2 separate regions of the Homo sapiens genome follow, and region 1 is linked to region 2. A link is an interaction called in ENCODE POLR2A ChIA-PET data of the cell type or tissue named here. Cell type or tissue: OCI-LY7. All regions are shown on one strand. Links, peaks and the distances in the headings refer to the core of each region. The heading gives the core; the rest is flanking DNA.

Evidence for each region. ChIA-PET counts read pairs that join two places held together with the same protein. Peaks named below come from ENCODE experiments on the same cell type or tissue, not always from the same donor. Only the 100,000 strongest peaks of a DNase experiment are listed, where the experiment ranks them.
Region 1: POLR2A ChIA-PET joins it to region 2 with 6 read pairs; 2 of 35 experiments call an interaction of 5 or more read pairs at or near these places.

Annotation. Positions count from the first base shown.
Region 1 is chr3:108,335,186-108,350,825 of GRCh38, reverse strand. All of the region lies in intron 2 of HHLA2 (HHLA2 member of B7 family), which reads right to left. Among named protein-coding and RNA genes, the nearest start is that of HHLA2, 46 kb to the right of the region's middle. In OCI-LY7, for the core only: no CTCF peak of the experiment used is centred there; a DNase peak (open chromatin) is centred at 4,845.
Region 2 is chr3:108,236,115-108,251,754 of GRCh38, reverse strand. No RefSeq gene overlaps it. Among named protein-coding and RNA genes, the nearest start is that of IFT57, 22 kb to the right of the region's middle. In OCI-LY7, for the core only: no CTCF peak of the experiment used is centred there; no DNase peak of the experiment used is centred there.

The DNA.
Region 1 (15,640 bases), core at 878-8,877, 100 kb before region 2:
GTAGTCCCAGCTACTCAAGAGGCTGAGACAGGCAAATTGCTTGAACCAGGGAGGTGGAGGTTGCAGTGAGGCGAGATTGTACCACTGCACTCCAGCCTGGGCAAGACAGTGAGACTCTGTCTCAAAAAAGTAACAATAAAATAAAATAAATAAAAAAGATACCATTTAGGAGCTCTACTATTACAAGAATATATTCTATATTTGTTGTGAGGTATGTGATTTAAGAATGACTTGAAACTATTTTAAGAAGTGAAATTAATCATGCAATATACCCATGTAACAAGCCTGCACATGTAACTCCTGTTAAAATAACAATTTTTTTAAAAAAGTAAAATTAGATTCCTTCATCACATCTTATCAAAATAAAACCTGGTAGATTAATAATTTAGAGTTTCATTTTTACATTTTAAAGACTATAAGAAAGTTATTGAAAACACGACCTTAGGAAGAAGGCCTTTTAACAAAACTGTACATTTTCTATTATCTCTATAAAAATGGAAAAAGCAACAAAATATAGAAATACTTTTGCAATATGACAAAGTTATGAGTCCAATTGCTTTTATTTCTCTTAGAGCAATAACTAAGATAGTTGGTAAAGTCAAAACTGCTCCAAAATAGTATTAGTTATCAAAATTGAGACCTTTATATTTCTTCCTATGGAAGTATTTGCATGTATAATATATAAAAGGATATCACAATGATTATTTTGGAAGAGTAAGATTACAAGTAATCATTAAACTCATTTTTCTACTATGAAAATATGTAAACATGTAATAATACCTTTTGCCTCTATATGCCATTAAAAAAAACCTTGAAATTTAATTACTGTCTCTTTCCAAGCAAAAATTAACTCAAATTCACCTTGTTTAACGTAACCCTGAAACATTCCATGTCCATTGTCTTGCTAGAGGTTCATCTTCCCATTGCCTAGAATGACTCCAATATTTGCTACCTTCTCTTGAAACTGACATTCCCTGTTCTCATCTCTTTTCCAGCTGATGCTCTTACTTCATAATTGTTGTAACTGATTATGGCTACTCCCTCATCCTCCTATCACTGACTCAACCAACCCATTAACATCTAGGTGCACTCTTTTTGTCTCTCCTTCTGCTCTTATCCAAGGCCAAACCCTTCACTGTACTCTGCATCTCACACCTTTCTGTATTCAAGAAATTTGTCCCATAAAATGAGTTAGGGAGGATTCCCTCTTTTTCTATTGTTTGGAATCATTTCAGAAGGAATGGTACCAGCTCCTCTTTGTACCTCTGGTAGAATTTGGCTGTGAATCCATCTGGTCCTGGACTTTTTTTGGTTGGTAGGCTATTAATTACTGCCTCAATTTCAGAACTTGTTATTGGTCTATTCAGGGATTTGACTTCTTCCTGGCTTAGACTTGGGAGGGTGTATGTGTCCAGGAATTTATCCATTTCTTCTAGATTTTCTAGTTTATTTGCGTAGAGGTGTTTATAGTATTATCTGATGGTAGTTTGTATTTCTGTGGGATCAGTGCTGATACCCTCTTTATCATTTTTTATTGTGTCTATTTGATTCTTCTCTCTTTTCTTCTTTATTAGTCTGGCTAGTGGTCTATCTATTTTGTTGATTTTTTTTTTTAAAAAAAACAGCTCTTGGATTCATTGATTTTTTGAAGGGTTTTTTGTTCCTCTACCTCCTTCAGTTCTTCTCTGATCTTAGTTATTTCATGTCTTCTGCTAGCTTTTGAATTTGTTTGCTGTTGCTTCTCTAGTTCTTTTAATTTTGACTTGGAACCAACCCAAATGTCCATCAATGATAGACTGTATAAAGAAAATGTGGCACATATACACCATGGAATACTATGCGGCCATAAAAAAGGATGAGTTCATGTCCTTTGCAGGGACATGGATGAAGCTGGAAACCATCATTCTCAGGAAACTATCACAAGATCAGAAAACCAAACGCTGCATGTTCTCACTCATAAGTGGGAGTGGAACATGGACACAGGGAGGGGAACATCACACACCGGGGCCTGTCAGGGGGTGGGGGGCTAGGGGAGGGATAACATTAGGATAAATACCTAATGTAGGTGACGGGTTGATGGGTGCAGCAAACCACCAGGGCACCTGTATACCTATGTAACAAAACTGCATGTTCTGCACATGTAACCCAGAATTTAAAGTATAATTAAAAAAAAAAAAGAAATTTGTCCCTGCAATCATATTTCCTTTCTACTACATCATCAGGATCTCTCTCTCTCTCCTGAATCAATTCTATAGGCATAAAAGCTCCAATCACCCATCTTAGAAACATGAGAAAAAACAAAAAATTCTCCCCTTACTCTTGATTATCTATTTCTCAGCTCCATTAATTTCTTGAAATAATTGTCTAAATAGCTGTCTTCATTTCCCACTTTAAAATGTCCTACCAACTCTCGGCTCTTTTCTGCATGACATGTCATAAACTGCCCTTGTCAGTATTACCAAGAACACCAAAAACAGTGATATTATTTGTCCTCATCTAACTCAACCTCGTAGCAGCATTTAATGTAATTGACTGTTACCTGCCTTTGTTAAGAGTCTTCTCTTGGTTTCTGGAACATCATACTCTCCTAGTTTTTCTTTCCTTACTGCTGTTCCTTCTAAGTCCTTTACTGGTTCTCTTCTGCTTGCCCTATTTATGTGGAAATATGGAATGTTACCAGGTTTTCTACTTTCTCTCTATTCTCTCCTTAGGCGAGTTCATCTCACACTCTGAATATAATCTGTACATCAAGGATTCTCAAACTTATCTACTGGATCAAGGTCATATGTTTAACTATTCTTCTGAACTGTTCATTTAGATTCCCTAAGTTAACATGAGCCATTTCCACCTCATTTCCTTTTCCATTTCTCTATGACCCACCCCAAACACAACAAAACAGCAGAAACTATCCTGTTCTTTCTCCAGTCTTCATCTCACCTAGTACCAAATTCTTCCAGTTGTTTGGGTCAGAAACTTAGAAATCAATCTTGACTCTTCCATTCTCTTATGCCCCATATCTAATCTATTAACCAATCTTTTTGTTGTTGTTAATGAATTAGATAAACTCCATTATTTGCCTACTCTCCAACTCTACCATTACCATCCTGCTCCAAAGCCACTATCCCTTCTTACCTGGATATCTACAAATACGCATTCGGCTGGTTACCCTTTTCCTACTGTTGTCTCCTTCCAATCCACTGTCAATACAGCAGTCAGGAGTCATATTTTTTAAAAAAAGAAGTCATTCTATAATATTCTCCTAATTAAATCCCTCCAGTGGCTTCCCACCACACCTAATGTAAGATCCAAATTCTTAACCCTAGCATCCCAAGCCTTTAATCCACCACTCCTGGTCCTGTCTGTCCCCCAATCCTTTCCCACAGCAGCCCACAAAATACATTCCTGGAGACTTGTGAACACAAGTGCTCCAATTCAAGGGTCAGCATGAGCATGAGCCAAAAATTGAGTCTCTGAGGACTATTTAATTCATGTTTTGAATAAAGTGAGAAATTACAGTAACCCATTTATCATCTAAGATAAAGTATTATGAATAAAAAAATGCCCAACCTCTTCTACACAAAGGCTTGATTTAGTGCTGTTGAAATAATTTCAGCATTCAGCTAAGTGAGGCAGTTAATGAGTATTTGGCCCTATTTTTATGCCTAGGTTTTATTTTTAGACACTTATTTTTTTCCCCAAAAGCAGCAGAAAGCTTCCACCTTAGATTATACTGAAGTTGCCCAAGTTGCAATCAGCACCCTTACAAAAGGGCCCAAATGTGAGAAGCATCTTGTTCTGGTACTTTTGGCTGGATTCCAGATGTGAGGGAGAAAGGCAGAGAGAGGCAGCCTCTGCAATAGAATATGGCAAAAAAGAAATCCATATGCTAAGACTAATCAGACAGAAGAGAAAATTGAGGCCATTTCTACAAGCATAAAATAGCGAAAACAGAACAGCTCCCCCATACCCATCTTAATAGCTCCAGACTAAATTGACCACAGCCATCAGTACTAATTGTGACATGATGATGCAAACATCACTTGCAGTTGGGACAGATTCTCTAGCCTGCACATTAGTAACGCTCAAAACCATTTCACAATGTATGTGTACTTCACAATATCATGTTGTACACGATAAAAACATATAATGTTATCTGTCAATATATTTTTTAAAAGACTAGTCCTGGCCTCATAACTGCTGGTCTCAATCTGACCAGAGCCACAAGAACAGGTCAATTCTCTTTTTTGAAACATAAGAATGTTTTGCATCACTCTCATCATTATGCCAGTTCATGAATGTTCTGCACTCCTTTGAGGAAAAGCAGCTTCTAGGTTGCTACATTCTCCTCTGCATTGTTTTTACTTTCTGTGCCTCACCACAGTGCTCATGACACCGAGCTAGTTTGTAAAAGACGTCTTAACAAAGGAAAACTCTTTGTAGCATCCTGGGGATGTTCCTTAGCATCCACTTAGATTTTAATAAGATTGACTGTTTAGACAGAAAAAGAACAAAAGAACAATTTCAGGATTACCCTCTCTTTACTCAAAATATCTCTCCTGATGTTTCACAGTGAAATCCCACCATTTAGGGGATTTGTACATGTACTGAAACTTTGATCTCTAGGGGTGCTGTCTTTGCCTTCGGTTCTGTTTTGGTGTGTTTTTATTTTTGATTTTGGAAATCAAGCTAAGATTATGTGCTAACGTTTTGGGGGAGGTGAGGAGGTGCAATTGCAGGGCAGGAAGAGTGAGGGAAAAGGGGAAGTGAAACAAGGAAGAATGGAAAACAGATACTAGGTGGTGCTTGCTTTGCCAGCCACAGATTCAGAATGGAAAATAGAGCCACCTGCTCAGTCACAAGGGACAATCTCTAGACATGCTCCACAGAACCACAGCAGCTCAAAACAATCCATCAGAGGAAGAGAGCAAAAAGGAATTTATCTATAAGTTGCCCCCCAGTGGTTAAAGTTTTCCCCATTGGCATTAGCTCCTATGCTCTTCCTGGTTGTGCCTATGGCCCCTTGGGAAAAGCACTACGAAAGCCAAATGCCATGCCTTACTGTGTGGCATTTTAACTGTATGATGCTTTGTGTTTGAGTCTGGAAACAGGTGAAAGGTGAAACCGCAGTCTGTGTGTTTCCTTGGGTCATGTCTGGATTCTGCAGCTGCTGCACTTCCCAAGGAGGAAGGCATAATAGAGGACATGTTGAAGTTGGCTTTCCCAGAGGAGACGGGTCAGCTGGTGACATTTGGAAATTGGGGCTGGTCTCTTTTTGTCTAACCAGTTGAGGGCCCAAGAGACAAGAGAAACCCAGAAAATTTAGGGAGGCTCGTAAATTGGGTCCAATAAAAGTAGTTATTTTAACAATACCACACATTTACTATCTGATATTCTGTGAATTTGCAGTTAATCACCTACAAAGATCCCCTTTTACTGCTTTTATCAATTTAGTTTTCACACATGTGTTGCTTAGCTGCTGCTACCTGCTCACATAACTTCAGCCTTCTTTGGAGGATTGTACTTGGATGATGGAAGCTGCAGTTCTCAGGTTATGTTGCTTTGCAACTCCCTGCCCCAGTGGTGGCTTCAAGGCAAGAAACATCCTGTAGCCCAGAGCTCCCTTGGGTTCAGGCTGAGCCTTCACCTGAAGCCACATTTTTTTCTTAGCATCTTTCTCTGTGTCATCCTCCTTCTCAATCTTCCTTACAGCTTTCATACAGTTAATGAGAACACTGCTCTCTTTACTTGCCCTCAATTCCCCATCTTGGGAGGGGTTGGTTCCCTGGAAGCAGAGCCCAGGATGAAGCACTTGAATAGGAATCCACATTACACAAGGTGGGGTAAAGTCCAGGGAACTACTCCTGCTTCCAGGGACCATTTTCCAGCTCAGCCTTCAATCACGAAATGTTTCTTCTTGTCAAATGGGTAGATAATATAATCCTCCTTAATAGCTCTCTATATCAGAAAGAATATAGCTAGACAGAGTGGGGTTTTGTTGTTGTTGTTGTTGTTTAGCAAGAATGCTGCAAAGCCAAGAAAACAGACAAAAGAAATTGCCAGGGTTAACACGGCAGACAGCAGGCATTTTGTCGAATACATCAAGGTAGTGAGCAATTGAACAAAACTCCATTAAATAAAGTTAGTGTTGAACATGTGCACATGTGAGGCCAAGGACTTCTTAGTCACCTTTTTCTCTGTAAAACATATTGCTAGATGCCCATGGCACACCAAGTGCTTCTGGAAAGCCAGTGCACTCTTTCTGTACACTTCTACCCCCTGCAGTTCAGTGGGTTATCATCAAATAATTTAACAAAATGTTATGTTAATTGATTAAATGGGAGGACAAGACCAAACCTGGTCTATCTTCAATGACTAATTGAATAAGATGAATGCTTTGGAAAAGCTAAATAAAAGCAAGTCACAACAAAGATGAAAAAAAATCAGTTATTGTATTAGGTGTGGGAGAGACAATGGCAAAAGATTCAAAGCCAATTGTAGAGCCTAGGAGGAACTGGACTTTTTTGTACATATTTGAATGCAAAGGTCTCTGGCCATTTTTAAGAAACAAAAACTGGAAATACTGAATAATGCATTATTGATTAAATTGTTCTATGGATACAGGAAAAAAAAAATCAAACAGTGGCACCATACTCAGGACAAGGCTTTGACTGTTTTTCCCAAAAGACTAGAAAATGAGTGGACTTTTATGTTTAGGTTTAAAACATTCAAAGTGTATAATTTGAATAACTTTTTCTTAGCTAGACTAACTAGTTTTTAACTAGACACATCTGATTATGTCAGATGTAAGGACTTCCACTGAAGTAATGAAAGCTCTACAATGATACAGTGAACTCTCAACACACATAATCTGGGACCAAGTTTCTGTAACATTGAGGAGGATCAACAGTCTGTGGGGTCAAAACATCTGGACTAACTGAATTACGAAGCTGGAAACTTCTTTTCCAATGTCAATTTAAGTTTATCACCTACTCCTGATATCAGAATTCCATCCTATGCTGGTTACAGCTGTTACATTTAAATACATCTATTGTGTGGTAAGTGATATATCCAGCAATCGTCATTCCCCAGTATGAGGTTAATCATTCCCACTCAATCCCTTTGTCATCTTTTCATATCCCAAAGTAAAGAACGCCTACTTGTATCTACATATCAAGGTGCTGGGGCGGGTGACCTGTAACTGAATATCAGAATCAAGGAATTGGTGTGAAGAATAGGCAAATCCAATCTTTATAAGACTTACTCCTACCTGCATAGACTGCTTAGAGCTTTTATTAAGTGATACTTTAAAATAGACTGCTTTCTATCAAGTACTTGCACCTATGTACATCTGAATTAGTGGCTATCAGTCCTCAGAATTTAAAGCGGTTGCTAACCTGACTAGCTGGTACACAAGAAAAGAAAATCTCCTGGCCTAGTTCTATGTATGCAGTTCAGTGAGTCATTTCCTAAGTACAGTGGTTATCATGCTGGCTTTGTACCAGTGAGTTTTTGGTGCTCAGAGTCAATTCTTCCAAATAACTTTGGTTTGTAAAGCTTCATTGCTTCAGAAGCCTTGTCTTCTACTCATAATCCATACGTAAGTTAGAGCCAGGAAAGGTTCAAGTTCTGAGAAACAAGAAAAAATAAAATGCCCTCCAACTTATCTTGACCTCCTAGGAAACAGGACTAGGTCATTCTTTGTATGGTACCCCACACTGTCATCCAGAAAGTTTTAACATCCTTGCTGCCATTAAAAATATATGATTTCAGCATCACCTACGGGTCACAAACTGTACAGGGATGAGTCAGTCCCTAATCTCAGAAAGCTCCATCTGGTACCAAAAGATAGGTGAATTACATAAACAAATCATAATACAGAGATGCAGGCAGGAAGAAGGGCTCCCACCAGGTGCTGTGGAAGGAAACAGGAAAGACGCTTGAGCTTGGAAGGGGCAGGGTGTTAAGGAAGACCTCTCAAAGCATTAGGTTTGAGGTACAAAGAGACACTGGCCTATAAGGAAGAGTAGAAGGTTATTCTGGACAGACAATAGAACAAAGATGCAGCAGCAAGAGAGAACATAAATCCTATGCGATTATAATAATACCCAGCAGTCCACATGGAAGAGAAAATGCTGGAAAGATGTCCCAGGGGTACAGCATGACCATTATTTTAAGCCATACTAGAAAGCTAATGATGAAGTCAGATTGTGTTTTAGAAAGATCACACCAGTGGGATTACAGTGGTTGAGTAAAAGGAGCCAGGCCAGGCGCAGTGGCTCATGCCTGTAATCCCAGCACTTTGGGAGGCAGAGGTGGGTGGATCATCTGAGGTCAGGAGTTCGAGGCCAGCCTGGTCAACATGGCGAAACCCTGTCTCTACTAAAAATACAAAAAATAAGCCAGGCATTGTGGTAGGCACCTGTAATCCCAGCTACTCAGGAGGCTGAGGCAGGAGAATCACTTGAACCTGGAAGTCGGAGGTTGCAGTAAGCTGAGAGCGCGCCGTTGCACTCCAGCCTGGGTGACGAGAGTAAAACTCCATCTCAAAAAAAAAAAAAAAAAAAAAGAGAGAAAGAAGAAAAAGGAGCCAGCCGATAAGCATCAACTAGCTAAATGTAATAGAATACCATTAAAAGAAGACTTTAGTAGGATATGATTAAATTTGGAAGGACACTGTGACAGACACCAGTACCATTTCCCTCCTTCCTTGCTAACAACTCCTCTGTCAAGCTGTGTTGCAGGACGCGACTGCCTCTATTGAAAAGAACTGACAAATTGTTCAGAAAGGTAAATGAGATGAGCATGTCCGGCTTGGGATGGAAGTGAGAGCCTCTAAATTGGATGCAAGAGCAGAACATGATGGCAAACCCCGTCCCTCTACTTTCAGAGCATTGATTTGATGTCTGGAGCTGGAGCTTCTATCTTACAGTTGTGAGGAAACAAGTAGGGGGATTAAGAAGTCACAGTAACAAGGATGACAGAGCAGATGGATGGAAAGAAGCTGGGTTTGTGATGACACTGTTGAGTCTCTGCTCCTGTCTGTGCTGAGTCCTCTACCTCTAGTCTTCCTGTTAATTAAGTAATACATTTAAACTACTGTGAGTTGGATTTTCAAATGTCTCCAAACATTTGAAAGTAACGCATAATGAAGATAATTAATTAAGAAAACTAAGGGATGAAGAGCTACTGACACAAGAACTGGGCTCTGTTTTTTTTTGTTTGTTTAAATAAATCAATGAAAAACAAATGTCTCCTTTCACAACAAAATGTTGAAAGAAGATGTGTTATATTTTAACAGAGTAATGTAAAATGTAAGAGACACACATTTGCTTAGTAATGGTAGCAAAAACACTTTTAATCTTGAAGCTAAAACAAACGTTAGTTATGAGCCATTAGAAGTTTGTAGTAAGTTTAATGTGCCTTATGGTTTTTATAGGAGTTTTCTGACAGAAAAACCACATTAACTTAAAAATTCCTATTTATTTTTATGTCAACATTAAAAGGAAAATACTATTAACTGAAGCATTATCTTGCAAATGTGGGAATTTTCTTTTATACAAGAAAAGAGTTTGAGGCTGGGCGTGGTGGCTCATCCCTGTAATCCCAGCATTTTGGGAGGCCGAGGCGGGCGGATTACCTGAGGTCAGCAGTTCGACACCAGCCTGGCCAACATGGTGAAACTCCTTCTCTACCAAAAATACAAAAATTAGCCAGGCGTGGTGGTGAGCACCTGTAATCTCAGCTACTCAGGAGCCTGAGGCACAAGAATTGCTTGAACCTGGGAGGCGGAGGTTGCAGTGAGCCAAGATTACACCCCTGCACTCCAGCCTGGGCAACGGAGCAAGACTCCATGAAAGAAAGAAAAGAAAGAAAGAAAGGAAGGAAGGAAGGAAGGAAGGAAGGAAGGAAGGAAGGAAAAAAAAAAAAAAAGAAAAGAGTTTGGCTATTTTACTCTCCAGGACCCCTGTTTCTTTCTTTCTTTCAAAGAAACAAAAAAAAAGAGTAAATCCTTGTTTTCAAGAGATCTTTAAAAATGAGGCTATAAGGTAATAAAATAACTTCAGATTGTATAGCTGGGACTTAAATATTTGTAGGAAAAATGAATTTGACATCTTATGACATAACTATTTGTATTTCAATGCCTTAACTTTATAAATTCAACACTAAAGACTAAAGAAGGGAGAGTATAAAAGCTTTAATTTGGTATATAGACTTTCAAATGCAGAGAACTTGAGTTTGATGCATTTGAACAGATGGGTATGTTGGTCTGTTTATATAAATCAAGCTGCCCAGATATACCAGGTAGGTCAACCTTTGTTTGGTTCTATTTGTTTCTATAACTAGAAATTCTCCAACGAAGTTTTCTGAGTTTAGTAAAGACTGGCAAATTTAGGCGAGAGAGGGAGCATGTGTAACCAATGCTGAGCGATTTATAGAATAAGAAGATTTCTTTAAGTGGGGCATCTTTACCCATGCCCCCATCTGCTCAGGCAGTGAGATCCAGGCCCAGCATGAGTCACTAGAGAATGAGTCTCCTTGCATTGGCTTCCAATCTCTTACTGTCTAAAGATCAGCTACCACCTTCTTTGAGAAATAGAAATTCTGTCATCTACACTTCTCCCTATTTAACCTATCTCTGGCAATTCCTCCTTGCCTCAATTCTCTCCCTTCCTATCTTTCCCTAAACCTTAGCCCTCCTTCTAATCCGCCTGGCCCTTCACAGATGGGCTCTTTCCCCAGGCTCCCACACACTGAGTAACATTCCTTGACCCTGTTGTCCTCTCTAGTTATGATCCTAATTCCCATCTACCTTTACCGTCCAAGTCTTATTTGGGGCCACATCTGTTGCCACTCCTCACTCCATGCTCACTATTCAAAGTCTTTTGAACCAGATTTTTCTTTCTTACCAATCCTGAAACTATTTTTGAAAGGCAAAAGTGACACACCTGACAAACCAAAGACATCTTTAAACCAAATGAGAGAGGTCCAGCCACTCTTCCCTGGCCAACAAATGGAGTGTTCTTTTGTACTTGTGGTAAGTTTGACAGGAGGAATTGTCAGATCAGAGGAGCAGACCACGTAAGTAAAAACAGATGGAAGAAAGAATCAATGAACAGTGTTTACTAGGAGATTTTACCTGCTAAAAGAAAAATCAATAATTTTCTCTTTTCTCTTGCGTTTTATTAACCCTTTTGGTAGTATTAATGCTAACCTTTCAGTATTACTAAACATATACTAATATATGCATTACATATATATATATGTGCTATATACTAATATAGCATATAGTAATACACCATAATTCTAGGCACAATCACATGAAGTATTATAATTTCCATTTTATAGATGAAGACATTGAGGTTCAGAGAGGTTAAGTAATTTGCTCAAGCTTGTAATTGACAAACAGCAAAGTCAAGACTAAATTAAGTTGGGCTTATGACTTTGAGGCCTTCTACTAACCACTCTACTGTGAAATCTCACAGGTCACAGCACCACCCCAGGGTGATTCCCCTGAGAACAAACTATGGAGAAGCTGATAGTTTATTTCATTGTAGATTTAATCTTTTTGTGAATCTTGACCTTTTTGTGAGTCTTATACCTGGTTCCAAAAAGTTATTTCCTCTCAGCAAGTGGTTGATAGTGATTGTAAAACTGTGTATGGTTTTATAGTCATAACTACTGTTAGACCTGTATCACATCAGAAGTTAGTGCAACAACTCCAAAATCATTTGTCTGCTTTCAGTTGCTCAGCTTTCCTGTGGCAAACAGGCATTCCATTAATTATTAACAGTAGCCTCTTTTACTTTCAAAAGTGTCCCAATTTGAATGATAAATTATATGATCAAGCTACTTATGTACCATTGCCATCTTAGTCTCCTGAAAACATTGATTTGAATATGTAATACATCTGCCCAAAAGGCAAAGAGCTCTTGCTAAGTGTGTAGGGGACATTTATGAATGCCCAGAAATCCTGCCTCCAGGACAACTCTCCCTCCCTGTTTTATCTCATTCTGGAGGGATTATTAACCACTGTTGATCACAATGGTCTGCTCCACCACTCCATCTAAGGATAGGCTAACTAATCCAGGTGTGAATAATCATGGCAACCTGTCCAAGGTGGGAGGGGGACATGTGATCCAAGAAGGGCCAGAGTACTACTTACTGCAAATTAAACAAGGGCTCTTTCTGCTAGGCTTGTGGAGAGAAAACATATATTTGGAACTGCTGGCAGCAATAATTCCTGCCACACAAAGAGAACTTCAACAGAAAGAAATCAATCAATGATGAGAAGCGAACAGGAAGGCTGAGGGTGAGTGCTTGATGGTAAACAGTCAAGTGCATAGGAGCACACATGAGTGCCCCCCAACAAGCATGTCCTCATAACTTGGTTCCCATGCTTCTTAATTCAATTCTACAAACTTCCCCAGTAACCTGCTATTCTATGTAATGCTAATAAAATCCCTCTGCTTAAGCTCATTTGAAATGTGTTTCTATAACTTGCACATAAAAGTGTACTGACACCTCATATCTCCTACAATTTCACCTTCAATAATATTCAAATATATGAAATATTTTAAAGTCCCAATATCCTACCTGGCAGAATGTCAAAGATATATATATATATCTTTGATATATAGATATCAAATCTATATATCTATGATATATGATACATAGATATCAAATTTAGATATCTATGATATATATTTCTATATATATAGACAGGTATCGCTACATATATACATATGTGTGTGTGCGTTTGTACATACACTTATATACATTTTATATTCAGTTCTGAGAAAAATACCTGGAGACAGTGGCTTATATTATTGGTGAGGCCATACACTGATAATTAAGTTCCTAGAAAGTAACTTGGTGATATTTTTCAAATGCCTTTAAAATTGCAAGACCTTTTGTATCATTTAAGGTGAGTTTAGTGACAAGCAACAAATAGGTTTAGGACATAAGCAAGAAGGAAATTAGAAGGACACTGGTAACTCCAGAACTCAAGGAAGAATGACCAAGCACCAAAAAGAGCAAAGGCCCAGACAATTCCAAGAAAGTCAACACAGGAACCCTGGACACTTCCTGGGTTCTGTCATACAGTGACTCAGTTCCAATCAAATTCCACCTGGATAGGTCTCTGTTCCACCTTATAAAGTTTCTGGGGAGGGTGAGCTTTCGTTATGTATTTCCACTCTTGGGAAAGTTGGCCATGACTAGGACATCCAGTGATTAAGGGAGGACATCAAGATATAAGCTGCTCAGTTAACTCATTGGTATATTTCTATTCATTCAACTTTGACGGTACAAACACATAGATTCCACATAGACAAAGATACCTCCACCTAACCCACCTAAATACTCTATGAACCATGGCAAGCTCACTCATCTTCACAGTGGCAAGCGACCAAAGTTACCCACAGCTGCTGCATCTGGGAGTTACAATATATTTCACAAGGCCACTGCTCATTAAGATCAGTGTTTCTCAAACTATAAGTAGCAAAGCGGCAGTAAACTTTTGTTTCTAATCTGTCATGGACAAATTCATTGGGAAAATGTAATAAAAATGAATTGCTAGAAAAATGAAATTAACATCAAATGCAAGCCTCAGTTTTTATTAGTATATACAATAGGCATAGAAATGTTAATGCTACCTTGACAGCATAATTTTAAATACTCTAGTTCTGCATTTCTCTCATCATGAACCAGTAATAAACAGTTCACACACCAGCATCAGTCTGCAGACCCCCCACTTTGAATAGTACTACTCTTGGAAATGCCATTTCCCCTCAAATCCGCTTCAACCTCTGGTCCAAAAGGCATAATTTACCACCACCAGCACACTGTGTGTAAAATATGGAGAGAAAATATTTTGCGCTAAGTCATGACACATCAAGCAAGGAAACAGATCTTTCTGCCATTTATCCCCAAGCCAGAACCCAGAACTGGTATTAGGTATTCTCTTTGATATTACCCATAATGTAATCTCCTTACCTTTGGCCGGCCCCTCATTTTTTTTTTTAATGGAATAACCTGAACCTTGGTTCTTGAGCTGTTCCAGTTCCTAGTGGTCTTGTGCATAGAAGGGCAATCATCTTTGATTAATCTTTCCCACTGAGCACATGAGGAAAAGTAAGGATCCACAGAGTTCCTTTCACATTCCTCTTAGATCTAGTTGTACAGCAGTATTGCATCTCCCCTTACTAGGCAAGGTCAGTCACCTCAGCCAACACAGTATCCCACTTTCTGCCATTTGTTGTCCCCTAGCAGGAAGAGCCCAAATTACCAGTTTTAGCTTCCAATTTAGAAGAATCACAGTATATATTACATGATGAAAGCATTCCTTAAGTACTAACAAGAGATGGGTCACCCTAAGAAGGACAGCAAGTAAAAATTTTGGGAATAGGTTAATTAGTTATCATTGTTAGACACATCAGTCCCTCCTCACTCCTTGGTTCCTAGATCCATGTCTTTTAATTGTGGGGAAAGTATTTCTTATTTCAAACACTAGTTCAGTGCCTAACCAGTGGTCTACAAAGTAGCTACATCATCAGATGGAAGAAGATCCCCTGTGAGATTGCGGTGCTGTCTTTAGTGACCATTGCACAATGTCATAAGGCTAACTACTTCATAAATAGGGAACATAAAACAGTGAATTACATTTTAATTAGTCCATTGCCTTTATTCTTTCTTTTTGATCAAATAACTCCCCTCATAGCCAATTTGGGTGGGATAACAAGATAGTGTATGAAGCATTTGGAAAGTTCATAATTGGTAGTACTGGCAGGGGCACAACAGGGAGGAAGTAGGAAAAGAGAATGCTGTTCCCTTCCATAATGAGAGCAACTAGATATAATACAACAAGGAGTTCACTGTGTTTACTAGGTATGATGCCATATCAGAGATGTGGGCTGGTCTCTAAGGTTGACAAATGGATCACTCAGCTACTGTATTAGCATGGTCTGCTTTGATGAGGGAAATACTGTGTGGTGGAGTCTGTACAAAGCCCCTATCACTACTTTTGTGGCTGCCTCAGTCATGTTCTATCTGGATGCTCATCAGAAAGTCCGAAGCAGCAGCTGTCAATCACATGAATACGCATTCATACCGTCAGGTCAGTTCAGCCTCCTTTTCATGCTTGCTCAACACACTCCTTAACTGTCTCATGTTCTGGATCCATTGAATGTTCCATGATTGCATCCTTTTTCTTAATTGTATAGTCAATCTTCTTCTATGTTCTTGACCAACATGCCCAAGAACTTGTTACAGAGCCTGACTTTAGGCCTCATCTTCATTCAGGTAAAGTTACAATGACATGTATTACCCAACATTCTACCTAATGGGAGGCTTTCCCTTCTCCATCGTCTTTTAGGGTTAGCCCTGTCAGAGACTCTAAAGCTGCAAAATCTACTTATAGTCAGTGGTAGTTGTTATCCTGAAAAGTCATCCTTTGTACTCAATAGCTTGTTAAAGGGACTCCCCATGAGGCCACAAGCACAGGTTGTGGATGAAACAGCAGTATGGTGGGCTCAGTGGGCATGTAAACAATCTGCTCATGCAACTCATTTATTCTTTAGGGGTTTGATGGAATGTGGCCAGGCACATTCAACTTTGTCCCTGTCTTTCTTGTGGATCCTGG
Region 2 (15,640 bases), core at 4,502-12,501:
GGAATGGAGTTTTTTTGTATAATTATTTGTCTAATTTGTATAGTTATTACATAAATAATTCTGTTAGGGGCTGCTATATTAGCCAAGTACTGTGGTATGGGAGAAGTATGGTAATGTTCACTTTGTAGTAGAAAGATTATGGCTTTGTCATTAGAGACCTTGTGTCAAATACATCCCACCACATACCAGCTGTGTGACCTTGGGCAATCTGAGCTTCAGTGTCCTCATCTACAAAGCACGAGATCTCTTTTAAGGCTTAAGCAAGGTAATATCTAAATCAGATATATAAAACACTGTACTTCGAACCTTGGCACTACGCCTCACACATAATAAGTTCTTAAATGCTAGCTGTCATGAAGGAGAGAGAATCAAAACAATTACTTAGCAAGCAACTGTTTCCTGTGTTCTCTATGTTATACCTGATAAGTGATTATTAAACAGATTCTAGGACAAGGTGTAAAAACGAGAAACTCAACTAGGCATGTTACCCACACAATGAGTAGGTTCGGTCGTTTAGGGGGTATCAGTCCGATGACCACAACCAAGGAGGATTTAATAAGGGGATTTTATTACTTGTAACAAGTAAGGAGAACACTGGGCATTAGTTCCCAAAGCAGTGTTTCCCCAAGCTGGGGGCTGGATCAGGTTTTATAAGCATAGGGTAATGAGCTGTGACCTGATTGGATCTTGTAATGAGGTGATGCCAGGGGGTATGATCTGACTGGATCCTGCCATGGGGTGATGCAAAAGCTTGATCTGTTTGGATCCTGGATCTGCTTATTTATTTAGTTCCCACTCCTTGGTCCAAGTACTTAGAGGTTCCTCCTGTGGTTACATACTTGGTTCATCTGGGCCTGCTCAGGTTGATTGACCTAAGGGTCCATGGCAACTGAAAAACAACTTACAACATTGTTACATAAAAGTTGAACCAGACTGGTCTGGTGCAGCTACACATCCCTCCCTTTTTTATATCCATTCCTCAATCTTGAGGGAATACGAGCTATGACTACTTTAGCCACTTCCTGCTGATTAGCGGGGTAGACCTTGGTCAGAGGAATGAAATTGTTTAGTGCCCTGGTGTCAGAGTTACATTTCAGATGTTGTTTTTATCTGGTTATAGGTAAAGGCATAAAGAGTTAACAACATTACCAGTTCCAGAGAACAAACAGAACCCCAGGTCTTATAGCAAAAGTTTCCACCCAGGTTCCAAATCAAGACTGTCTACGCAAATGTAGTGTTGAAACTTGAAACTGACTTAGTTCTGATTGGTCAATATAGCTGAGCCCTGATTAGCCAACTCGGGTGAGCTTTAATTGACTGGTTCAGGTGAATCCTGAAAGCCTCAAAGTTAAATGCTGCAGGCTTTCCTGGAACTCAGGGCATGTATGTCACCCCTACTCAACAAATGGCTGCTTTGCTCTATTTTAAATGGAGTCCCAGTTAGCCACTCAGGATCCATCTTGAAGAACTGGCGTAAATCTGTTGGTGGACCACATTGCATTGTACGACAGTGCAGAAGTAGTTGGCTACCTGCTTCAGGTCCATCTGGTCCCTTTCAGGGATCCTAGAGGCAGGGCAGTGGCCAATTGAACAACTAGACCCACTTACTTTTGAGAGGCACTAAGCTACCTATTAAATTTGAGCCAAAGTCTCTTGGGTTGTTCTGATTTCCAGCTGGAGTGAATTTAAAGTCTCAAAGATTGCATGAGCAAGATCCCGGTGGGGGTCTCTTACAGACATCTGTTAAAACAGGCTAGAACAATTTTAAAGAGGAGCTAAATGCTTAGCTCAAATATAAGGGGAATCATTAAGACTTGCAGGGTGAAACACAGAAGAAATCCTATACTAGGAGAAATCCTCTGAAAATATCTCGACATTGGAAATTGTACCCACCAGGTTCAGCTAGGAGGCTCCCTGAAGGTGTCCCTTTCAGAGATTTGGCTCGCTGTAGGCCTTAGGTGTTCCCAGTTAAACCTGACTGGAAATATTTACCCAGGTACAGCAGCAAGTGTTAGCAACAGCACAAACACCACCCTGTGCAGTGAGGTGATAGTCGATAGCAATGTGGTTGTCTAAGGAACTCTGCTGTGTCCTGATGGCTTGGGTGGTGAAGTGGGCAACCCTATTAACAGTGTGGGAAACGTTTCTGACCATGTATCTGTTGCAAACACAACCTAGTACAAACCAGGACCCCAGAAGCCTTCCTAATCTAGCTCCTTCACTAGAGTTAACCTCTCTGGGTAAATCACATCCTTGAAAGTGGCCCCAATTATAATCTGCAGGGTTATCATTGGTGTTGGATTGTGCCCCAAAACTCTCACGCAGCTCTTGGAGAGTAGGGTGGGTAGCATTGGTGAGGTCAACTGAATAGATAGGAACTTGGGTAAGAGCTATTTCTATGGCCAAATCTCCTGGTGAGGATAACTTATTACTTCCCCCTTTTTGGGAGAAGAAAATGTGGGCCTAGCAGTTTTCCAAGAATGTTCGCGTGGGTGAAGGAAAACTAAACAAAGGGTCTCCTTCTTTTAGCTATGGCATGCTGAATGCTGCACAGATATTCACCAATAGGGCTTTATTATTCCACTGGTCCACTGGTCTGTTTCTTCAGTCCAGAGGACTGGGGGTGGTAAGCACAATGGAGATGTCAATAAATAGGCCACATTTTGCAACATTTGAATAATTTGCCCTGTAAAATAAGTTTCTCAGTCACTATGAAGCTCTCAACAATTATACCAGGTTGGTGTAATTTTTCCAATAGGGTCTTAGTTGCTGCCATGGATGTGGCTTGTTGATACTGGCCTTTTACTTTTGGCTAAAGGACATGCCCTGGTAAGAGCATGCAGTTCTGCTTGTTGGGCAGAGTGGGCATGAGGAAAGTTAAATAAAGTGGTCAGATTAAGCAAGTTACATTGGAGGCTGGTAAGGCAAAGTGAGGATAGAAAGAAATCCCTGTAGTTTTCTTGAAAGCTTGTGATGTAAATTGAGGAGTGCCTCAACAGAGCATAGAACGTAGACAGTCAGGGGTGGCCCCATAACTATCTTTGTGGCTTTTACAAAGGAAGGGACAGCATCAACTGCTTTGAGACAAGGAGACCCTAGTATCCTGAGTCTAGCTTGTCCCCAGTTCTGAAATCTAATTAGAGAGTTGGTCAGATTTAAAAAGGGGAAATCCCTTGAATGTCCCTAGAGCATTCCTAGCCTGGATTGAGGGAAGAGGGCTGGGGGAGTTCATCAGGAATTAGTTAAAACCAAATATTAGGGGAACTGAGAAGAATTCAGGATCTAGTCCAGTCTACAGGCAGATAACAAGGACTTGAAGACAATGCACAGGGTTACAATCTAGTAACAAGTATACTTTTGCTTTCCTTAGAAACATAACTGTTTCTCTCCACATTGATCATATAGGAAATCTCAGATTTAGGACCTCTTGCAACTGGAAATCCAAACCAAGGCAAGCTTTAGATTTTACTTACCGTCTTAAGGTTCTTGGGCCTGCTAGGAAGTGACAGTTTTCATTCACTCACTGTAAAGCTGGGAACTCTTGAAACCAGGCATTTCATGTACATTTTAAAATGTGACATTTCAGTCCAAACTTTAGTAATATAACCAATGTTTCCAATAGTATCCTGCTTATAAAGAGAGATTTTTTTTTTTTTACTGGATTTACTAAATAAAAATAAGACCCACAATTTTGTAGGAGTCAAGAAATCAGGTAGAGGAAAAAAAAATGCTTCCACCATTGTTCACAAAGGATACTTTATCCAATTATTGCAAACTATAGAGAGGTTATGACAAAAAATTTCCTTGAATCTAGAAAATAAAACATTTAAGTCATAAAACATTATCCTTATCAATTACTTAATTTCATGTCATTAATTTTGTTTTGCTCAATCTTATTTGGCAATTTTGGACTACAGCCAATTGCAAATGCTTCCAGAGAAGAATTTAAAACAATAAACTGTGGTTGACAAAAACCTAGAACAGACATATTCAGAGATCTGATGAGAATTTACAATTGACAAGGAAATTTACATATTTCTTTGGCATGCAACCATCCAATACCATAATCATAATTATGACATGTATCTTGGCATATCAGTATTTTAGGAATCTCATACAATTTCACACCTCTTAATAACACACTTACATAAATATAACTTGAAGTTAAGCATCATTCCTTATTTGACAGCACTTTGCATATTATTTACCAAATAAGTCTAATCATTTAAAACCTCCACAAGGTGAGAAATATACTCTTTGATGCTCTCCAGGGGGCCCACCTGGAAAAATCTCAAAGTTAATTTTAGGCTAAGAGGCTTGAATTCAGATTTGGATCCTGGAAAATCTGCCAAAGATGTAAAAAATTAATAAATAAATAAAATCAAAGTACTTCCTTCAACAGAATCATATGTTGCTCCTACATAATAGTTACTCATTGAACCAGAGTGACAATCAAAAGACTTCTATAGCAATACAGGAAATTACATGGATGTAAAAACCTTAACCCTTTCAAAGCTCAGTTTTCCTAAACAATCTTTGCTTTTTAGGCCAGTAACCTTGAGCAGGGGAATACATTTAGTAATAGCATAGAAGTTCTGGTTACAGGAAACAGTTCAGACACATTAAGAAAAGACTAATACAAAATCAAGTTATACTGGAGTAAAACATTGCTTTTCTAAGACCTTCAAGATAAACCTGAAACCAGGGAAAATAGACAGTTCTCAGGAAGGAATGTGACAGAAATAGAAACTAATTCATAATTCAGAGAAAGGCTGTTAAAGAAACAGATTTCAGAATTAAAAATCAAAACCTCTCCCAATCTTATTAAGAACAAACCAATATTTTAAGAAACCCCTGTTTTAATATAGGAGGGCCAAAATTTTAAGTTCTGTATCAGTGTGTTTTAACATCAAAGTTCATTGTTTAGTAAGACTGTTAAAAATAATTATTTTACTTATAGCCAATTTAATCAAACCTGAAATTTCTTTCAGAAACTTTCTTTTTATAAACCTTATCATTACTTACTCACATGGTCAACAACATACTTGGACTTTCTGCCTTGCCTTATACTTTATCTTTCTTCAGTAATGAGTCGTTTCACACTAGGACAAAGATTTACTACATATGATTCTTCCTCATACAAACTATACATCTTCACATTTATAACTTTCTTCACGTCTCTCTCTCTCCTATTTGCTGGCTCCCTTCTATCTTGTTTCTAATTTCTTCCTAAATCCATATTTTAGACCTCCCTTTAAATAACTTCCAAATAAGACAAAATTACTCTTTTTCTCAATAAAGAACACATTTTATGTCTTTCTCATAATTTTTTCTTATTAATAACATCTTACTTTTGGCATACCTCATATATAGAATCACAAATTAGTTAGAATTTTTTTAAACTCTCAGTACTCCTAAATTTTATTTAAAACACAGTAAGCACAAAAACTTCCATTGTCTGTAATATATTAGTATTTTATACACAAAAACCATTTTATGATTTTTAGAAAAACATGTTTTCCTTTAGCATAATTTTTACACATATTTATAGACCCAAACATATTTAGTCTTTGTATTAGTTTGTTCTCACTCTGCTAATAAAGACATACTTGAGACTGGGTAATTTATAAAGGAAAGAGATTTAATTGACTCAAGTTCAGCATGGCTGGAGAGGCCTCAGGAAACTTACAAGCATGGCAGAAGGGGAAGCAAATGCATCCTTATTCACATGGTGGCAGCAGGAGAAGTGCTGCGCAAAAGTTGGGGAAGCCCCTTATAAAACCATCAGATCTCATGAGAACTCACTCACTATTAAGAGAATAGCATGAAGGTAACCAACCCCATGGTTCAATTACCTCCCACCAGGTCCCTCCCACAACACATGGGGATTATGGGAACTACAATTCAATATGAGATTTGGGTGAGGACACAGCCAAACCATATCATTCTGCCCCTGCCCCCTCCCAAATCTCATGTCCTCATGTTACAAAACATAATCATGCCCTTCCAACAGTACCCCAAAGTCTTAATTCATTTTAGCATTAACCCAAGAGTCTAAGTCCAAAGTCTCATCTGGGACAACACAAGTCCCTTCTGCCTATGAGCCTGTAAAATCAAAAGCAAGTTAGTTACCTCCTAGATACAATGGGGGTATAGGCATTGGGTAAATACACCCATTCCAAATGGGAGAAATTAGCCAAAACAAAGAGGCTACAGGCCCTAGGTAAGTCCAAAATCCAGCTGGGCAGTCATTAAACCTTAAAGTTCCAAAATGATCTCCTTTGATAGCATTACATCCAGGGCACACTGATACAAGAGGTGGGCTCCCACAGCCTTGGGCAGTTCCGCCTCTGTGGCTTTGCATGGGGTAGCCCCCGCTCCCAGCTGCTTTCATAGGCTGGTATTGAGTGTCTGCAGCTTTTCCAGGCATACAGTTCCAGCTGTCGGTGGATCTACCATTCTGGGGTCTGCAGGACAGTCGCTCTCTTCTGATAGCTCCACTAGGCAGTACCCCAGTGGGGACTCTGTATGGGGGCTCCAATCCCACTTTTCCCTTTTGCACTGCCCTAGAAGAGGATCTGTGTGAGGGCCCTGCCCCTGCAGCAAACTTCTGCCTGGACATCGAGGCATTTCCATACATCCTCTGAAATCTAGGCAGAGGTTCCCAAACTTCAATTCTTGACTTCTGTGCACTTGCAGGCTCAACACCACATGGAAGCTGCCAAGGCTTGGGGTTTGCACCCTCTGAAGCTACAGCCTGAACTCTACCTTGGCCCATTATAGCCATGGCTGGAGCAGCTGGGATGCAGGGCACCAAGTCTCTAGGCTGCACACAGCAAGGGGCCCTGGGCCTGGGCCAGGAAACCATTTTTTCCTTCTAGGCTTCTGGGCCTGTGATGGGAGGGACTGTGTCAAAGGCCTCTGACATGCCCTGGAGACATTTTCCCCATTGCCTTGGTAATTAACATTCAGCTCCTTGTTAGTTATGCAAATTTCCACAGCAGGCTTGAATTTCTCCCCAGAAAATGGGGTTTTCTTTTCTATTGCATCATCAGGCTGCAAATTTTCCAAACGTTTATGCTCTGCTTCCTCTTGAATGCTTTGCTGCTTAGAAATTTCTTCCACCAGATACTGTAAATCATCTCTCTCAAGTTCAAAGTTCCAAACATCTCTAGGGCAGGGGTAAAATGCCACCAGTCTCTTTGCTAAAACATAGCAAGAGTCACCTTTATTCCAGTTCCCAACGAGTTCCTCATCTCCATCTAAGACCACCTTAGGCTAGATTTCATTTTTTGGTCAAAGCCATTCAACAAGTCTCTAGGAAGTTCCAAACTTCCCCACATCTTCCTGTCTTTTGAATTCTTCAAGTCTATAGGAAGTTTCAAACTTTCCCACATTTTCCTATCTTCTTCTGAGCCCTCCAAACTGTTTCAATCTCTGCCTATTATCCAGTTCCAAAATCACTTCCACATTTTTGGGTATCTTTACAGCAGTACCCTACTCTACCAGTACCAATTTACTGTATTAGCCTATTTTCATGCTGCTAATAAAGACATACCTGAGACTGGATAATTTATAAAGGAAAGAGATTTAATTGACTCACAGTTCAGCATGGCTAGGAAGGCCTCAGGAAACTTACAATCATGGCAGAATGGGAAGCAAACACATCCTTCTTCACATGGCAGCAGCAAGGAGAAGTGCCAAGCAAAAGCAGGGAAAGCCCCTTATAAAACCATCAGATCTCATAAGAACTCACTCACTATCACAAGAACAGTATGCCCCCATGATTCAATCACCTCACACTGAGTCCCTTCTGTGACATGTGGGGATTATTGGAACTACTCAAGATGAGATTTGGGTGGGGACACAGTCAAATCATATCAGTCTATCAAATATAAGAAGCCAATCAGCAATTTGTTCTGGTTTTTGTCTAATTTGGAACTGAGCCATAGATTCAACGAGTATCTATTATTTAATTTAGGATTTCAAATTACATAAAAAATTTATTTATAGATATTTATCCCATTTACCTTTACCTAATTTATTTGTTTTTAGCAGTTTACCTAGATTACTTATGAGAACTGACACATTAGACAAAGCTAGTCATCATTACAAATTATCTGTTAATTACCTTATATAACTGCGTATCAGGTAGGTGTCATGAAAGTAAGAACCTTAAAGTTAAATTTCAAAAGACAAACATCCCCATCAAACCAACAGTTTTATTAAGACTTAAGAATAGTCTTATTCTCTAAATGATGACTCAGGCATGTGAACTTGAAAAGCATTGGCTTTTATTTGCTTAGTTTAGAAGTACTCATTTTTTTATATGCCAATTTGGTACCATAGACAAATACAGTTGGAGCTGTACGTACCACCAGATGTAAATAATGATCTTGTAGCATTAATTTTTAAAAACTTTAACCATGGGTTGGTACAACTCCCTACTTTAAAGGACAGTTAGATTCAAACTGTGTCTCTGTCAGACTAGAAATTTTAGCTGAAATTCATCTATCCCACATGGCTGAAGCCCTTCATCAAATTTTAGAGAGAACAAGGTAGCAAAGTAAAGAGGCAGAGCAGCAGGAAGGGGAGGCTAATGGAAGAAGTTTAGCTCTAGTGTCAGAAAGCCCATGAGTCTCTTTCCCACAGCAATTGTTACCCAGGGTTCCTAGATTGTAGAGGAGCCCCTGACCCTCAGGGTCTCATTATTTCTGGTTACTATCAGCAAACTGTGACATCTGCTGGGCTGATTGATGGGAAGCTTCTTTTCCTCCCTCTTCTATCTCCCAGAGACAGTTAGAATACTCCTGTTTCTAATTGCCCTCTAGTTTACAATATGCACATTGTTGTGGCCTCAAGGGTGGATAACCCTTTTGGCTAGGCAGTGGGGACCTTAGGGGGTCTTACCCATGGCTCTTTGTCTTTTCCTTGTGTGCTGGCTGGTTGCAGTTAAGAACTGTGGTAAGCAGCATAGCTTGTTTTCTCATCTCGAGTTGTTTTTGCCCTTCTTGGACTTGGTCATAGCTGTTAAATGCCTTAAAAGCAATCTTGACCAATTAACATATCAGCATTCCCAATTACCCTTCTACTTTTTGTAGTTTACTTGTATGACTTGTGCTGCTAGAGTCCTTTTACAATGTTTCTCATTTCCTAGGATACCTATTCAGGGTCTAGTGCAAGCCACCAGAGGCTTAGAGGCAGGATTGGTGGTGACACAGATCCCACAACTCTTGGCCCACTCTGGGTTCAACTATTTTTTTTTTTGAAACAGAGTCTCGCTCTGTCGCCTAGGCTGGAGTGCAATGGCACCATCTTGGCTCACTGTAACCTCCACCTCCCGGTTTTAAGCAATTCTCCTGCCTCAGCCTCCCTAGTAGCTGAGATTACAGGCACCCACCACCATGCCCAGCTAATTTTTGTATTTTTAGTAGAGACGGGGTTTCGCCCTGTTGGCCAGGCTGGTCTTGAACTCCTGACCTCAGGTGATCCATCCAACTCGGCCTCCCAAAGTGCTAGGATTACAGGCATGAGCCACCACACCTGGCCTTTTTTTTTTGTTTTTGTTCTTTTTTTGCATCAAATGCCAGAGCTCCAGTTTCTGGTGGGTGATCCAGGTTATGGCAAACAGGGCGCTAGGGAGACCAAGCCCTTCCGCCTCCTATGAAAGCCTGTCTCTCGACAAAACTAATTCCTAAAACTAGTCCCACAGTCAGCTATCTAGCTCCAGATTGCCCTTATCAGGACAGGAATGTCTCTGAATCCCCCAGATCACAAAGCAGCCAGGGACAGAAACACAATCAGAGATGTGCTATGCTTGGTCCAGAGAATTACCTTTCTAGTCAGCCCACAGGGCAAAGTTCACTTACTGCCCCAAAGGAATGTCAAACAAAAGGTCCCAGCGATCCATCAGGGTAGGTCCAAGCGACAATCCAGTGGGCAGGACACCAAGCTGGAGGTCGGTGGGAATGGCACCCAACCCCTCTCAGGCAACGTAAGTCAGTTAGTCCAGGCAAGCTGCCTCTGCCTACTGTTTCATTCGTAAGGAGCCTTAAAGGACTTTGGGATCAGGACCTGAGTCCCAATTCCATCTGGGTCACCAGAATTTTGTTACCTACATAGTGGGTTGGTTTGGACACTTAGCAGGTATCAACCAATGACCACAATGAAGGAAGGTTTAGCAAGGGGATTTTATGACTTGTAATAAGTAAGGAGAACACTGGTGATAATTCTCAAAGCAATGTTCCCCCAAGCTGGGGGCTGGGTCAGGTTTTATAAGCATGGGATAATGAGCTGTGACCTGATGGGATCTTGCAATGAGGTGATGCCAGGACGCATGATCTGACTGGATCCTGCCATGGAATGATGCCAGAGCTCTATCTGATTGGATCCTAGATCTTGTCATGCAATGTCAGCTTCTGAATTCAGTTCCCACTCTTTACGCACTTAGGCTTCCCCTGTGGTTGCACACTTGGTTCATCTGGGCATATGACCTAAGGTTATGTGACCTAAGAGTTCATGGCAACTGAAAAAACAATTTACAACTTTGTTAGATAAAAGTTGAAGCAGATTGGTCTGGTGCAACTACAAGCAGATATTGACAGAATATGTATATGATAAAAATGATCTAATAAATTTTCCTTATTTTTACAATAGTATATGATGATAGAGACTTTGGAAAATTAAAAAAGAAAAACATAATGCAATAATCATAATAAAATAACTTCTTAAAAATCTGATTTTTGTATGCATATATTTTTAGAACATGTTGTTTAACAATTTTCGGATCTACTTTTGTATTACATAAGTATTTTTCCATGTCATATCTTAAAACACCTTTTTCAATGTTGCCTAAATTAGCACCCATATATACTGTTAAGTATTAACTATGGACCACTGGACACATTAGATGATTCCAATTTTTTTCTATTATAGAAACTAATTAAAAATTCTATTTACATAAAACCTTGTCTGAGTTGACTATTGATATAGAAATGTTTGTATAGAGGGAGTATCAAAAAAGACAATATACTCTAAAATTCTTGATTTGCCTAGCAAATCCTTTACAAAAGGATGAAGCAAGGTTTTTAAGAAGCTGCTTTTTGGGGAGAAAGCATTTGTTCCTCTTGAATTAATTTCACTCTAACCAACATAAATTAATGTTTTTTGAAGTAGAAGTAATAGAAACTTTGGGAGAAAGTGAAAACACCTCACAATCTATTATAAGCAAAGAAAAGAATGTCAAGCACATTGTGAAAAATGTGCCAGATATAAGAAAGGTTTATTTCAAAACATTAAGAACATTGAAATGCCAGATAATCTATTATTGTGAAAGGCAGTTCCGTCCTGATGGGAGACTCAAACTAAACTCTGGCACCTGAATCACTTAGCAGGTAAAAGAGGAAAGAAAAAAGAGAAACATGTAAACAAATTCAACAACTCAGATTATAGTTTCAGGGAACAGGATATAACAAAAAACAATAAAGATTTGCATTAGGAAGTTGAAACTAGGTTTGCAGAAAAAGACAGCAGTAAAGACAGAATAGACTTTACTGCTTGAAAAATATTTTTAAAAAGTCATCAAGTGAAAGAAAGTAGAACTGTTTAATTTTGATTTTATTTTCTCTTCATAAAGGAGAAAAATCTTTACTGTAAGGTAGAATGGTATGAATAGGAAGTCAAAGCCCAGGATGAATGGAATGAAGTGAAAACTATGGGAGCAAAATTCACATTGCAAAATGTCACAGGGAAGTGTAGTTAATCTGACAAGCAGTAGCTTGTTAAATAGAAATAAGGTGGCTCTGAATTCTTATCCATAGCAACAAGATGCAAGCTAGGAGCAGTGACTTTCCTTGGAGGATAACTCCTAGCTGCATTTCAGAGTCAATGGCGGAAATTTAAAACATACAGACGTACAGCCTCCATCCAAACACCTACGTCAGAAGGCCCATGGTGGAGGATGGGCATCTGCATAGCAGCACAACTGCTGTTTGATGAACCAGTTTTCAATGGACCAGGATCATTTATACCACGTGTTTGAGAAGACTCCCATCAAATGGTAAATTTCGTCCCTAAAAGGATTAATTAATTAATTCTCAATTAATGACATGGGCTTCATAGCTAGAAACTACCAAGGACAAATAGGTATCACAAAATACATGTATTTCTGAATATACATTGAATGTTTGTATTCTCTTAAGACTTGGGTAAATTCAGTAAGTTTCTCAAACTAAACAAAAATCTTTATTTTTGCAGTCTTAATTGATGTCAGACATAGCTGCCCTGCTTCCCCTCTCTCCATAATTCTTAGAATTGGCCCCTAGTTGGGATATAGCTACCCAACCAGATGCTTTCTGGAGTCATAATACTTTTCAATATTATTTTAAGCTTTCAACCCAGTAGAATTTATGCTAAAGCAACGTAGAAGAGCTATTATCTCCCATCTCCACATATATATTCTCTCTTTGATCAGGCCTGCCAGAAGTGAGATAGGAAGATCATGGAGATAGCAAGCCACTTGGCTCTATTCCAGTCTGACTACAAAAACAAGGGGAATACAAGAAAGATAAAGGTGTAATCCTACCAATCTTCAAGAATTACAGGACTAAATCCAATAATTAGATTCTGCACAATTGAAGGCCAACCTATTGCTTTATTAAATCAATTACAAAAAGTATAGATTGGTAGAAAATCTGTTTTTCTAATTGTAATACATCCTTGTTTTGTCTTTAAAATTGTGTAAATTTCTTAAATTACTGAATTATGCAAATTGTCACAGCAAAATCAACTTCATAAATAAATGATATCTATTGCGGCAAAGGACTAAAGTGAGAATTTTGTATTTACTGATAGGTCAAAGCTAAGTTGCCAATAAGGATTTCATTGTGATATAGCTTTGTCCTGAGTTTTAGCTAGTCCCTGAGCCAATTTATTTTAAATGGTGGATTTTCTTATTTTCCCAACTCATTTTAGTTTGGAAAAACTGGTTTCATTCTGATACCTCTGAGTTCTCCAAACAATATCACAAATTAGCTAGCTCTTCATGTATAAATCATATGGAGATTAAACAAACTCAAGGGTAATTTGATGCACAGCCATAAGATGTATTTTGCTTTAGTTTCATTCATTTCCCTTTGCTTCTTTTGTTACTTTGCATGTTATCCATCGTGCAGATAGAAATTAAATACTTTAATCTATAATTCAATATTTATTTACATTTTGGTAAGATTTTGAGAGAGAGATATGACTAGTAAAATGTGAAATAATTTTTCTGAACATCCTTCAGGACAAAGTGTTGTCATTCTTCCTAACTCTCCTACAGTTCTCTTACCGTGGTAAACACATGGCTCTTGATTGCACTGAGAACACCCTTACGAAGTCATAGCTTACCTATTCAAGGCCATTTAATTGCTTTTGGGTAAGAATTCAGTTCCCTAATTCCCAGTTCATAAAGGCCATTTCTGGAGGCAAGTTTAGGTTTTGTTATTTTGGAATTATATGTCAGATTGTTGTTGAAATGTTTATCAACCACCTCAGAAAAAGAAAGAATTCTGAAACAGCTCCCTATAATTTGTTATTTGGATAATTCCTGGATTTCATTAACCTGGATTTAATTTATAATAGATGAGAGATCAAAGAAATCCTAGCTCTTATGGTATGATTTGGTCCACATGAACTTTAGATTTTATTTTTCTACCTTATACACTATTATATATGTTAATTTTGTGTCCAAAGTAGATTTAAGAGAAGAACAGTCAATTGAGGGCCTATTAAGCACCTGTGTACCAGGTGCAGGGAAAGAAGGAAGACTGAAACAGAAGTAAATAGGCAATACAATACAATACAATACAATAGTATTGTATCTTCAATACAAGTTGAAGATGGTTATGATGAGTATAAATCCAGGAAGCTAGCAATGGCAGGAGAGCTGAGAAGCAACAAATCAAGCTGCAGGTTTTCTAAACCTTCCTTACAGGAAGACTGTTGGCTGGTTGTGCTGCCTTAAAAAAAAAAACTGCCACGAAATTATTTGGTACTCCTTCCATCAAAAGGTGAGTAGAGAGTGGCCAAGATGGTCAACTCGAAGCAGCTAATGTGTGTGCCTCTCACGGAGAGAAATGGAAGGGTGAGAAAATACAACACCTTCAACTGAAACATTCAGGTACTTGCACTGGGACTAATCAAGAAAACAATCTGACCTATGGAAAATGAAGAAAAGCAAGACAGGACCTGGGAGCAACATGGAGCCAGGGGAACTGCCTCTGCCCAGGCAGGCGTTGAGAAAATGTGCAACCCCAGGAAACCACACTTCTCCCATGGATCCTTGCAACCCTTGGATTAGGAGATCTTTTTGTGAGCCCACCCCACCAGGGCCTTCAGTCTGACACACAAAGCTATGTGGAGTCTTGGTGGAGCAGCTGCTCAAGCATGTGTGGAGACCCTGGAGCCTTAAATACTCAGACTTTCCAGCAAAAGTAGTTGCAGCTCTGGCAAAGTGGGAGGGTAGACCCCCGTACATACAGTGGAAAAGATTGAATCCAGAGGGCTGAGCAGTAACAGCCTGCAGGCTGTACTTCCATTGTGCCTCAGAAAATCAGACCCACTGTCTTGGAATTTCAGCCACCCACCAGTAGCAGTATTGCACCTCTGTGAGAAGGAGCTCCTGTGGGGAGAGGTGGGCCTCCATCATTGCTGTTTGGGTGCCTTAGCCATTCCAGCCTTCAGGCTTTGGAGAGTCTGAGCCGACTAGGGGTAGAAGGGATCCCCTTGCAAAGCACAGCTCCTCTACCAAAATGTGACCAGACGGCTGCTTTAAGTAGGTGTCTGATCCTATTCCTCCTCACAGGGTGGGACCTCCCAACTGGGGCCTCCAGCCAGCCCCACTGGTGTTCTCCAGCCAACAGAATGTTGAATTCTCCTTGGGACAGTGCTCCCAAATGGAAGGGTGGGCTGCTATCTTTGCTGTTTGGGAGACTTAGCTGTTTCAGCTTTTGGGCATTGCAGTGTCTGAGCAGACCAGGGGCGGAAGGGATCCCCCAGCACAGCACAGCTGCTGTATAAAAACATGGCCAGACTGCTTCTTTAAGCGAGTCCCCAATCCCATTCCTCTTCACTGTGTGGGACCTCCCAACCAGAGCCTCCTGCCACCCCTGTTGGTGTTCTCTGGCTGAAAGAGATTTGTAACCTCCCTGGGATAGAGCTCCCAGAGGGAGGAGCAGGCCACTATCTTTGCTGTTTGGACAACTTAGCCATTCCAGTCTTCAGGCTTCGAAGTGTCTAAGGTGACTGGGGGCTGAAGCAGAAATGTGAATCAAAACCACAATGAGATATCATCTCACACCAGTCAGAATGGCTATTATTAAAAAGTCAAAAAGTAACAGATGCTGGTGAGTTAGTGGAGCAAAGGGAACGCGTCTACCATAAAAACACAGGCACACAAATATTCATTACCGCACTATTCGCAATAGCGAAGACATGGGATCAACCTAAACGCCCTTCAAGGACAAATTAGATGAGAAAATGTGGTATATATACACCATGAAAAACTATGCAGCCATAAAAAAGAACAAGATCATGTCTTTTGTGGGAATATGGATGGAGCTGGAGGCCATCATCTTTAGCAAACTAAACAGGAACAGAA